2 separate regions of the Homo sapiens genome follow, and region 2 is linked to region 1. Evidence: chromatin contacts called from ENCODE Hi-C or POLR2A ChIA-PET data. All regions are on one chromosome and are shown on one strand. The core of a region is the stretch at or near the end of the contact, and the rest is flanking DNA. Distances in the headings are between cores, read along the strand shown. Region 1 holds the start of GGTA1 (glycoprotein alpha-galactosyltransferase 1 (inactive)). Region 2 overlaps TTLL11 (tubulin tyrosine ligase like 11).

The links. Hi-C counts contacts between places; a loop is a spot of excess contacts on that map. ChIA-PET counts read pairs that join two places held with the same protein, here RNA polymerase II (POLR2A).
Region 2: a map of left ventricle myocardium superior shows a loop between it and region 1 (4-fold over the local background). The contact joins the enhancer-like site here to the promoter of GGTA1 in region 1. A Hi-C loop is called at or near these places in 1 of 168 maps with a recorded cell type or tissue (left ventricle myocardium superior). POLR2A ChIA-PET finds 5 or more read pairs at or near these places in 1 of 52 experiments (IMR-90).

The regions. Positions count from the first base shown.
Region 1 is chr9:121,495,501-121,501,656 of GRCh38, reverse strand. GGTA1 (glycoprotein alpha-galactosyltransferase 1 (inactive)) reads left to right here and starts at 1,813. Exons shown (of 6, transcript NM_001382585.1): 1 at 1,813-2,007. RefSeq lists silencers at 1,764-1,863, 3,213-3,507.
Region 2 is chr9:121,834,703-121,840,791 of GRCh38, reverse strand. All of the region lies in intron 8 of TTLL11 (tubulin tyrosine ligase like 11), which reads left to right. Among named protein-coding and RNA genes, the nearest start is that of DAB2IP, 190 kb to the right of the region's middle. Within about 2 kb of position 3,296, at least 2 of the 41 ENCODE cell types and tissues checked have a DNase peak (open chromatin) inside an H3K27ac peak, as active enhancers do.

The sequences.
Region 1 (6,156 bases), core at 564-3,063:
TTGGCTGGGTTTATAGTTTTATAACCTTCTATGCCAAACTCTGACACCTCAAAGTATTTAGCAGAGACAAATATAAAGTCCAGACAAAAATGTATGCTGACAATTCTGAAAGCATTTCTATTTTACCAATAATTTTAAAACCAGCCTGTTTATTAAAGTTATACTTAAGTCATATGAACTTGAAAATTGCTTAGACTTATTTAGTTAATTTATGAGCACTCTTTTATTTATATGCCAATTTGGTAGGCACAAGATATAACAGTAAGTGTACCTACAAATAAACACATCTAGACATGTATATACCGACACAAACAAAGATCCAATAGCTTGGAACTGTAGCCATGAGATAGCAATACAAGCTCGCTGGTTTTACTTTGTTTGCCCCAATAGATAATCCAATGAAGGCTGTGAACTAAAATTTTGGGTAAAGTAGTTTTCATGGCAGTTTGATTTTTTTGTTTGTTTGTTTGTCTATTCATTTAAGACTGAGTTTCGCTCTGTCACCCAGGCTGCAGTGCAGTGGCGCAATCTCGGCTCACTTCAACCTCCACCTCCTGGGTTCAAGTGATTCTCCTGCCTCAGGCTCCCAAGTAGCTGGGATTATAGGCGTGTGCCACCATGCCCAGCTAATTTTTTGTATTTTTAGTAGAGACAGGGTTTTACCATGTTGGCCAGGCTACTCTCGAACTCCCGACCTCAGGTAATCCACCCATCTTGGCCTCCCAAACTGCTGGGATTACAAGCTAGAACCACCTCGCCTGGCCTGGCAGTTTGATTTTTATTTGTATTTATTTTTTATTTTTTCTTTTCTTTCTCAGTCTCCAGCCTCCCGAGTAGCTGGGATTACAGGTGCACGCCACCAGGCCTGGGGAATTTTTCTATATTCTGTAGAGACGGGGTTTCGCCACGTTGCCCAAGCTGGTCTGGAAATCCTGAGCTCAAGCAATCCGCCCACCTCGGCCTCCCAAAGTGCTGGGATTACAGGCGTGAGCCACCGCGCCCGGCCGAATTATTTAAGAAGCGAATTTCTTAGTCTATGAAAATGACGTTCAACGGCAAATGGCAAAATGAAGTTCTGACTTTTCCACCTGTAAAGTAGATTGATATGAGCGGGAGTGAGAAGACCTTGTCGCTATCAGTATAAGACAAGAGAACTGAGGGCAGCCAGTTGTGGCCACAGCAACTCTCTGAGTGAATTGCTGCCACACTGGGCACAGAAGCGCACACTCTGAAATCGAATGTTTGGATTCCTTTCTACATAATTCTACTAAAGAGTTATTCCACAGCCTAGGGGCTGCCTTAGAGCCCCGTTTGAGACACTCTGGGCTCACAGATCATGAAGTCAGTGCGCAAACGCGGGCAGACCCTGAACCAGGTGCCCAACGCCCAGCCCTCACTTCCAGAGCTCAGGACTCTCGCAAGAGCGACTCCAGCCCCGGCCTGCCGCTGTCTACATTCGCGCTCTTCCTTCCTCGGGAAACAAACGGTGGATCAGATCTCCAAGGCTCTGAGTTTCCCAGAGTTTGGCCGTGCGCCAGCGCAGCGCAGCCCCTCCCAGCAGCACAGCACAGACCCCACCCCATCCTCCAACGCCCGGGGTTCCTGCTCTATCACCTACACCACCACCACCACGTGCAGGCCCGAGAAGGCAAAAGAGGCCCAGCCACTCTCACCGGGGATTTTATCCGCCTCCCCGGCACACACACACTCTCACTCACGCACTCGCTCGCCGGCCTTCCAGCTGTCTGTGTCCGGGGCGGGGACCGGCTTGGCGCAGCCCGCTGTCAGCGCTCGCCGGCTCCTCGCGCCCCTACCCGCTGCGCTCTGCCCAGAGCAGAAGCCCGGCCGGCCGGCCCACGGGCGGGAGGACGCGCCTCCGCTCGGGCGGAGGCGGCGCGGTGGCTGATCAGAGCGCGTAGGGCTTCGCCGGGGCCGGGAGCTGGGCGCGGTCCTGCTCAGCCCAGCTCACCGCGCGCCGGCCCTCGGCGCCCTGGTTCTGCGGATCAGGTGGGTCCCGCGGGGAGCCGCCCAGGTCCCCGGAGGCCACGAGCAGGACACGGACGGGGGGCTCCGCGCTTGGGAGAGGGTGGTGAGGGAGTGGAGGCGGGCCGCTGCTCCGGCGCTGCCCGGTGTCTGCCCTGCCTGTGTCCCTGCTTTTGTTCTTGTCGCTACCTCGGTGCCAAATCGGACCCAGTTTCTGTCCCTCTGTCCCCATCCTGTGGCCGTCCCTCCCTCTGTCCAGCCTTCCAAGACTGGAGCCTGAAGAGCTGCAAGCTGAGGTTCCCCCACGGGTCCGCGGGGTTGGGGTGGGGGAAGAGAGGGGAGACGCAGGGGACACAGGATGCGACCAAGTAAGTCGCAGTGAGTGAGGGGTCTGTCCTTGCCTGTGGGGCAGGACAGAGGAATGGCTCTTGCCCAGGACAAGATAGGAAGGGCGCGCCTCTGGGAAGGGGAATCTGGGAGTGGGGGGATAAAGTGAGGGTCGCAGGAACCCCAAGGAGGAAGGGAATAGAGAGGGAGATGTCAGAGAGCTTCGGAGAGCCGAGGACTCAGTCAGACGCCCAGCATGGGGAAAGTTTCCGACACTAACTTTGGCATCCGGGGTGCCTGCAGCACTGGGGCGATGGGAGGCGGGAGTTTCCTCCAACTCTTCAAACCTTGCTCCTACTCGAAAAGGACACCACCCCGCGTTTGGAAATGGCAGGAAAACGGCTAAACACAATGATTGCACAAACTCTTGAAGAAAGTAAAAAAAAAAAAAACAGTAAAAAGAAGAAGAAAAAAATGTCAGCGCGCAAAGAGCCAGAGAAGCAGAGGGATTTGAGATTCCTCGATCTTCCCGCTGTGGCGGCCGGGAGGGACTGGGAGGCGCGGAGGGTGTGAGAGCCGCTCCTCCGGCAGGAAGGAACCGAGACCCGAGGCAGGTGTTTTGAGGCTTTGCTCTTCCTTTGCACTCCTTCGGGCTCCTGAGCAGGCCGGGCTGCCTCCTTCCTTTACCTGGAAACAGGCGTGTCTGAGGAAGCAGGAGATGTAGGGTGCAGCCCTGGCCTGCCGCTTGCTGCCAGTAAGGAACCACCTTCCCAGACAGAGCCTCAGTTTCCCCGATTGTGAAATAAGGATACTACTGGAGACCTTCCTTCCAGTCTCTGAGTAAGGAAATGCAAGTGCATGGCGAAGGAGGGCTCTGGGAGTGGGGGGTGTGGAGGACAGGGTTATTCTGCTGCATTTCTGTGCTTCTTTGACTACATCAGGCACTTTCTACCTCTTTCGGAGTTACATCTGGGTGAATTTTGCCTCCTCTACCAGATGGGGGCAGCATGTGGATCTAAGTTATCTCATTTACATGTAACAGGTGCTCAATGACTGAATAAGGCAGAGCTGAACGAGTCCCTAGGGATTGCCCAGTCCAGAAGTTTCAACTCTGTCCTGTAAGGCCCGGCATCCTGCCTCAAGGGCCACCATGGTAGGGGAGGGGAACCTAGAGGACAGGGCTCTGGCCCCTTCCCTATCTTATTTCAGACAGAACCAGTTCTGTTCTTCCTTTATCTCCTCTATGTATTGGGAAACTCCTGAGAACGTTTTTGATGTCAGATTGCTCAGATCCAACCTGATCCAGTTTTTGGTGGAGTAGCTGAGGTCCAGAAGTGTGCAACGTGATTTGGGCAAACTTCTCTAGTGGCCACACCTTACCAGGAGACCTGTCCCCTAAATCATAGGCTAGGAGCTGCCTTTGTCTGGCCATGGTGGCTCTGAGCAGCCATTTCCCCAGCTCTTACCACCAGCTCTCCTACACTCCAACTCCAGGGCCACAGGGCTGCCTTCTGGCCCTTCTGGGAGAAGAAGCCTGTGAATCTCATCCTCTGAGCACTTCCAGACCTTTAGTGGGACCATTTATGTGAGTTGGTCTCACAGGTTGAGGTAAAAAATAATGAGGTTCCCTGGCCCAACTGAGTAGACTAGGTACCTGCCTGTGTCCCTGCTTTTGTTCTTGTTGCTACTTCTATGTCAGAACGGACTCAGTCTCTGTCCCCATTCTGCGCCCGTCCCTGCCTTCGTCCAGCCTTCTAAGACTGGAGCCTGAGGGGCTGTGGGCTGAGCAGCCCCTCAGGCTAACCCATTTTCTAGTTGAGGAAAGGAAGGCTGAGAGAGACCAAGAAACATATGGGCACTCAGCAACTAAATGGCAGCTAGGATTTGAATGCAGTTCTGGCTCTAAGGTTGGTGCTTTTTCCATTACATCACCTCTCATGATGGCTAAAAAATGGCTAATGGACAAATGTCATGGAGACGGGGCAGAGGTGAGGGGAGAACAACCGAAGGAGGGGGCAGCTTTCAGTAGGGGACTGGACATTAATAGAGGTATAAACTCATAAATATAATTTTATCTGAAATGAATGTACTCTTTGCCCTGTACTTTCCTTTTATTTTAGGTTGGATATGTAAAACTTATTTTCTTTCTTTTTTTTGAGACAGTCTCCCTCTGTTGCCCAGGCTGGAGTGCAGTGATGCTATCTTGACTCACTGCAACCTCCACCTCCCAGATTAAAGCAATCCTCCCACCTCAGCCTCCCAAGTAGCTAGGATTACAGGCGTGCACCACCATACCCAGCTAATTTTTTAATTTTTAGTAGAGACAGGGTTTCACCCTGTTGGCCAGGCTGGTCTCGAACTCCTGACCTCAGGTGATCCACCCACCTCCGCCTCCCAAAGTGGTAGGATTACAGGTGTGAGCCACCATGCCCAGTTGTAAAACCTACAAATCTTACGTGTTTGATTTGACAACTCTTTTTTTTGTTTGTTTGAGACAGAGTCTCATTCTGTCTCCCAAGCTGGAATGGTGGGATCTTGAATCACTGCAATCTCTGCCCCCTAGGTTCATTCAAGCGATTCTCTCTCTCTTTTTTTTTTTTTTTTTTTTTTTTTTTGAGATGGAGCCTTGCTCTGTCACTCAGGCTGGAGTGCAGTGGCATGATCTTGGCTCACTGCAACCTTTGCCTCCCGGGTTCAAGCGATTCTCCTGCCTCAGCCTCCTGAGTAGCTGGGATTACAGGCACCTGCCACCACACTGGCTAATTTTCTTTTGTATTTTTAGTAGAGTTGGGGTTTCACCATGTTGGCCAGGCTGGTCTCAAACTCCTGACCTTGTGATCTGACCACCTCAGCCTCCCAAAATGATGGGATTGCAGGTGTGAGCCACCACGCCCGGCCTACCTTCTATTTTTTACGATTGAATTTTAAGAGTTTTTGGAGAAAATAACATGAGTCAGGGCAGAATAGGGATATGGTGATATGGAGATGGTGATATGGAGACCATTATGGGCCAGGGCTTGGGAAGGAAAGAACCAAATGGTGGTTGGAATAATGACCTCAGGAATAGGGATTTCTGGGCACTAATATGTTATGTGAAAAATAAATAGACTTTTGTGGCCAAAAGCTAAGATTTGGGGGTTGTTTGTTATGCAGCATGGCTGCAGCAAAAGCTAACTGATACACATTATATAGATGCAATAAGTGCAGATTGTGATGAAACTTTCATGCCATGATAAGGAGTTGTGAGCAATGGGGAATCAACAGAGAAGTAAGGAAAATCACATAACAGGTTAGTCTCTATGGGTCAACTGGGATTTAAAGACCTGGTACTTGTACTCTGTGGGCCAGGCAAATTCATCCATGTTCATGGCTTTAAATGCTACTTCTGTAGCATTCATCTTATCTCAAACTTTGGGCATCTAATTCACATGTTTAACTGCCCAATGGGCATCTTTGTTTTGAATGTCTCAAAGGCACTGCAAACTCAACAAGTCCAAGCTAGAATTATCTTATGGTGGCTTTCCATCACGGGTCACTGTATGAATGATGGTGCCACTAGCTGAGAGAGTAAGGGAGAATGAATGTTTGGGAAGGGGAGAGATAATGAGTTTAGTTCCATGCTAAATGGTTCAGAGCAGTCCAGGAAGATAAGGATTAGAAGTTGCATTGGGTAATTAGGAGATTACTGGAACATACTGAGAGCAGTTTTGATGGAGTGGAGGGTAGGCAAGCTAGATTGCTGATAGGTAAGGAGGACATAATGAAAACAATGAGGATAGTCAGCTCTTTCTCTTTTTTTGAGATGGAGTTTTGCTCTTGTTGCCCAGGCTGGAGTGCAGTGGCATG
Region 2 (6,089 bases), core at 2,047-4,546, 340 kb before region 1:
CAACTTCCAGGACCTCATGGTTCCCTATTGGTCACCTGGTGTCTGGACACAGGCCACGTGGCCTCAACTCTGCCTCCTCATTGAAACTGTATGATCAGCTGGGCATGGTGGCTCATGCCTGTAATCCCAGCACTTTGGGAGGCTGAGGCAGGCAGATCACTTAAGGTCAGGAGTTCAAGACCAACCTGGGCAACATGGTGAAACCCCATCTCTACTAAAAATACAAAAAGTAGCCAAGCATGGTGGCAATTGCATATAATCCCAGCTACCTGGAAGGCTGAGGCAGGAGAATCGCTTGAACCTGGTAGGTAGAGGTTGCAGTGAGCCAACATCAAGCCACTATACTCCCTCCAGCCTGAGTGACAAAGCGAGACCCTGTCTCAGAAAAGAAAAAAGAAGCTGTATGATCTTGAACAAGTCACTTGCCCCCTCCAGCCTGTGCATCCATCGGTAGCCAGCTGTCACATCGCAGCGCACTGTGTTCCATGCATCCGAGGATACGTGGTGGTCCCAAGTTGGGGAGGTAATAGATCTTAACCGAGTTCAGGACTGTCCCTAATTCTTCTCTTGCGGTTGCCCTAACTGGCCCCCAGATAGCACTGCTCCTAGGCATGAATACAGTGAAAGAAACATTTTCGTGCACTAATAAAATTACCTTCTGTAAAGAAGGCAATTTGCATGTTAATGTTTTGGGTGATTCGATGCAGCTCCAGTGCCCTCCAGGCTGCAGTTTCTCTCTGACAAAGTGACAAAAATAAACTCCCGCATAAAAGAGCATTTCTCTTCTCTCTCATTTGTGCTCTAACGTGACATTCTTAATGTGAGTCAAGTTGAAACCCACTGCTCTGTCTTATTTTTGACACTGATCTGCCTCCTGTCACCGCTCCAAATGGCAGGCCAGCTTTGAAGAGCTCCTCAGAGGGGTCTCACCTTGAGGATAGGGCTCAGTCCACTTGGTGAGTGGGCACTGCTCTGCCCTGCCCAAGGCTGAGAAGGCTGAGGCTGAGGTCTTCTGGAGATTCTAGAAGGCCCCGCCAGTTAACTGCTGGACAGTCGGGGGGATGGGGAAGAGGGTTGCTGTTGGTGGCTGAGTTAGGGCCAATTTGCCCGTCTTCCAATTTGCCCATCTTTGGATAGAATGGGAATTCTGAGCCGCAGCCCTCCATGAGAATACTCTTTATTCTGCCAGGCTTGGCCCCTCTCATGACTTAAAGACAATCAAGAAAGAAGGCCATGTTTCCAGTGTGTCTTCCATGTGCCAGACACAGGCCCAGCCCCTTATGTCTGTTTTCTATCACTGAGCCCCCCAGAGCCGGGCAGGGTAGAAAGAAACTGAGGCTCCCAGCTGGGCAGTGAGTAAGCGAAGATCACCCCGCAATGTGTAAGAGGCCAACCCTGGATTTGAACTTAGGCATGTCTGATATCAAGCCTGGATTTTTTCTACCCTAAGTGGATCACCTAATGTTCAATGAGCCGCCCCTACACGCCAGGCACTGGGGGTGATGGGGACGTGCAGGGATGAACAGAACACCCAAGCCCTAGCACTGCTGACATCCGGTGGCCGAGGCAGACATTAAACATGGAAACGCAGAAATTGCATGTAATTAGACGTTGTGATGCGTTCTGTGAAATAAGTTTTAATGAGGAGGACAGAGAGGACCTCATTTATATTAAGAGGTGGATCAAAGAGATGTGTCAGTGAAGGTAATGCTGAGATGGAAGCTTCGCCAGGTGGGACTCAGGGTGTTCTGAGCAGAGGCCAGGGACCGGCCCCAAGGTGGGAATGCGGGGAGCAGGTTCTGCGAAATGAAGGCCCGCAGGGTGACGGGAGCAGGGGCGTGGGTTACAGCGGCAGCTGGAGAGGCGGGGCTCGATCCCTCAGAGCAGGGCAAGAAAGGTGGGCAGGGCAAGAAATGTTGTTGTTGAAGAGTTTAAAGTGGGGGAGTGCGTGGTTTGATCTATCTTTGCTTGCTTGCTTGCTTGCTTGCTTGCTTGCTTGCTTGCTTGCTTTCTTGCTTGCTTGCTTGCTTTCTCTCTTTCTTTCTCTCTTTCTTTCTTTCTTTTCTTTCTTTCTTGACAGAATCTTACTCTGTCACCCAGTCTGGAGTGCAGTGGCACAATCTCAGCTCACTGCAACCTCCGCCTCCTGGGTTCAAGCGATTCTTGTGCTTCAGCCTCCTGAGTAGCTGGGACTACAGGCACATGCCACAACGCCCTGCTAATTTTTGTATTTTTGGTAGAGACAGGGTTTCACCATGTTGGCCAGGCTGGTCTTGAGCTTCTGACCTCAGGTGATCCGCCCACCTCGGCCTCCCAAAGTGCTGGGATTACAGGCATGAGCCACTATGCCCAGCCCTGATTTGTGTTTCTAAAAGGTCATTCTGGATGCTGTATTGAAAGGGGCAATAGTGGAAACAGGGAGACCAGCGAGGAGGCTGTGGGGGCTTCAAGGGACGACAGCTGCTCAGGTGGGGGAGGGCAGGAGAGCAGAGGTTTATGGTCCTAGGGATGTGGAGGTGTTGAGAGGAGGTAAGAGAAGTCTCAAAAATGACCTCAGGCTTCTGGCTTGAACAACTAGGTGGGTGGAGAGACCATTTATTAAAATGGGCGAGACTCAAGGAAAAACAGAATTGGGAAGGGAAGACCAAGAGATTCATTTTTAACAGGCTAATGCGATATCCCAGTGGCAAAAAAGCAGGCTGGCCTGGAGACAATGATTTGGAGGGCATGGATTCATTGAAGGTATTTCAACCTGGGGAATGAATGACAGGAAGAGAGAGCGAGAGAGAGAGCCCTGTGGGGCCCACAGCAAGGAAAAGCAGACAGAAGCCAGCAAGAGAGAGAGAGCAAGAAGCAGGAGAGCGAGATGAAACAGACGTGGGAAGACCGTGTCTCCAGGAGGGAGGCTTCCACGTGGTCACATGCTGTGGGGAGAGAGCCAAGAGGAGCTCAGAGCTGACATGGGAGTGGAAGGTACCCAGGCGTTTGGCGTGAGCCCTTTGGGAGGAGAGACAGGGAGTGGACATCCTCTCTTGAGCTGGAAGGGAGGCTGTGGAGGCAGTGCCACCCCAGGAGGGAAGGGCAGTCTGGCTGAGAAGGGAACAGAGAGAGAGAGGATAGTGACAGGAAGGCAGGCTTTTCAACCACACAAGATCCCAGGGCTGGTTGATGGCAGATGGTGGCATTCAGGAGCAGGGGAGAAACTGACAAGCTGGGAGCATTAATCAGGACCGACTGTAGACAAACTCCCTTTCCTCCCCTCATCCCTCACCCCCACCCGCTCCAGGCCCACCTGCCAGACCGCCCACAGCACCAGCTCTGTTCCCTAACACCCTGAAAAAGCCCTTTCAAAGCACCAAGATTTTGTACTACTAGTTCCTCTCCTCAGAAAGATCTTCCTCCTCAGTGCTGATCCTTGAAGATCCCAACCCCAAGTTAATTTGGCAAGAGCTATCAAAACATACTAGTAAAAATAATACTTGACCCATAAGTTCCACTGGAAAGAGATGATTGCTCATTCAAGTATGTACTGATATATACACAAAGATGTTCATTGCACCATTATTCACAATATCAAAAAAAGAAGAAAACAGGAGAAAAGCATCCTAAGTGTCCATTAGTAGGGGAAGGATTTTAGAAACTCATGGTACATCTATACTATGGAATTCTATACAGTCTATAAACAACAGGGTAGATCTATATATGCTGACACGGAGAAGCGTCAAGGCATGGTTAAAATTGTGTAAGTGCAGTACGGTAGCTATAAGGTGATCCTATTTGTGTGCAAAATTATATGGATACAGATATTGATGCACACAGCAGTGCACATATTTCATTTTTATGCGTATATGCCAGAAATTGCAAACAGCATTCACTTCCAGCTCACAGGAATTGGAGGTCGCAAGGCAGAGGAGGGAAACAGGACCTTCACTTTCCACTACCTGTGCATTGCCTCTGTCTGAATTTTCTCACCATGTGCACCACAGGCACCCTGTAACCTATCCTGCCTCTTCCAGGCAATGACTTGCTTCTTCCTTTGTGTTCTAACACCCCCATCTCACGTTGGGTCATCCTACCCTCTCCCTGCTTCTCCCTGCCCTGCATCAGAGGAGGCTTGCCCATCTGTGAATCTGCACATTGAGGAGTCAGCCAGGGCTGGCAGAACTGAGTGGTCATGGTTACTGCCTTCTGAATCCTCAGATCCTCGTAGAGAAAGGCTGTGGTGATGGAAGAAGAGGTTGATTTACTCTGTGTTAAACTGGGGTGTCGGGGGAGGTTTTGCACATTTCAGCTCCCAGGCAGAGAGCAGAGAGCACATGGCAGTGAGAAGGGACCTCCTGGGGCAGTGGTGAGCTCCCCATCACTGGAAGCAACCAAGTTGGGGGGCTGGATGGCTGTTGTTAGCAATGTCAGGAAGGGCAACCCATGCCCTTCAGAATCTCACAGGGCAACTACAGAAAGCCACAGCGACAGGACCAGAAATCATGCTTTATCTGCCCTGGTTTTTTATCCCCACTACCAGCCCCAGCCTGGAGGACTCTGAGTGAATGGCTAGGTCTGCCCACACCCAACTAACACACAGAGCCCAAGACAAATGCAAAGCTTTGCCATATCACTAAACAAAGGCAAACAACCACAGACAATCAGGGGCCATAAAAGCATCTACCATCCAGATTTTGTTCTGAGGATTAAACAAAAGGTGCCCATAAAGTACTCACCACAGTGCCTGACACATATTAAGCACGTGTTGTATACAGACCACTCTTAGTAATCCCTCTTGTCATTCTGGGTGTTGTTGTTACCCTGCAAGGGCCTAGATTGTGTTATCTCTGAAGTCCTTTTTAAGCCAGAGATTTTGACCACTTGCTGAGGAATGAGTCCTGAGCCTCCAAAGGTTCTATAGGAGCCATTAATCTCTCGAGAAATGTCCACAACAGCATGAAGCAGTTGCAGGAAGCAGTGACTAGAACTGTGGCCCTGTCTTCCCAGATGGTGACTCAGGAACTTGTGTTCGTGTCATGATGGAATCAGGGGTGACGTTGGATGGGACTGGACTGAGACCTCTGGGCCACTCTGCTGTGGCCAGCAGTATGACCTGTGATTAATGAAATGATAGAAGAGTTGCTTTCACCTTTGATTATGTTTGTTATTTTGGTGCTGCTGGCTTCTGGGGGTAATGATTTTTCTGCAAGTTCTATTTATGGTCCAGTCGTGACACTTAATTAATTTCTCCATCCGGCCAAGGACAAAGGTGATAGTGACTTCTTGTTGCCGTAATGCTTAATACAATGACTGCACATGTGCAACTTCTGTTCCTGAGCTGGTGGGGTGGGTGGTGGCAGAAGCAAGGCTTTTTTCCTTGAGATTTCCATCTGGGTTGGGGGAGAACTGGTAGGGAGCAGCACCACCACTTACCACTCTCCAGTAGTGTGACCTTGGGCAGGTGGAGTGTGACCTTGGGCAGGTGCTTGGGTCTCCCTGAGCTCAGCACTTTCTCTAACAATGTGAGTATTGGCAGCCCAGTCTCTTAGGGTGGCAGTAGGACATGGTAATGCCGAGTGGGAATCCTGGTGGGCAGAATGTCCTCAGTAAACATGGACATTCCACTTCTTAAAATATTCAGAAGTCTACATCACTTCCAATACTTGTGGAATCCTCGGAGATCACTCCGTCCAGCCCCTCACTTTACAGAGGGGAAGCAAGTGAGGCCCTCTGAGGGAAAGTGACCAGTTCAAAGCCACACAGTGCACAGGGGTAGAGACCATGGAGATCCCAGGCCCCTTAACTCAGATTCCTGGCCTCATGAAACTCAGTCCAGCAGGGTGAAAAGAAATTGGCCAACTTCAGTAGGAGAAAATGAAACCACTATTGTGATAGCGCTCCAGGCCAGTGAGGTGAGAGAGCAGACTTCCAAGTGGGAAGATGATGGGAAGCACTTGTGCCACTATTTTTTTTTTTTTTTCCTGAGACAGAGTCTCACTCTGTCGCCCAGGCTGGAGTGCAGTGGCACAATCTCAACTCACTGCAACCTCCCTATCCTGGGTTCAAGCAATTCTCCTGCCTCAGCCTCCTGAGTAGCTAGGATTACA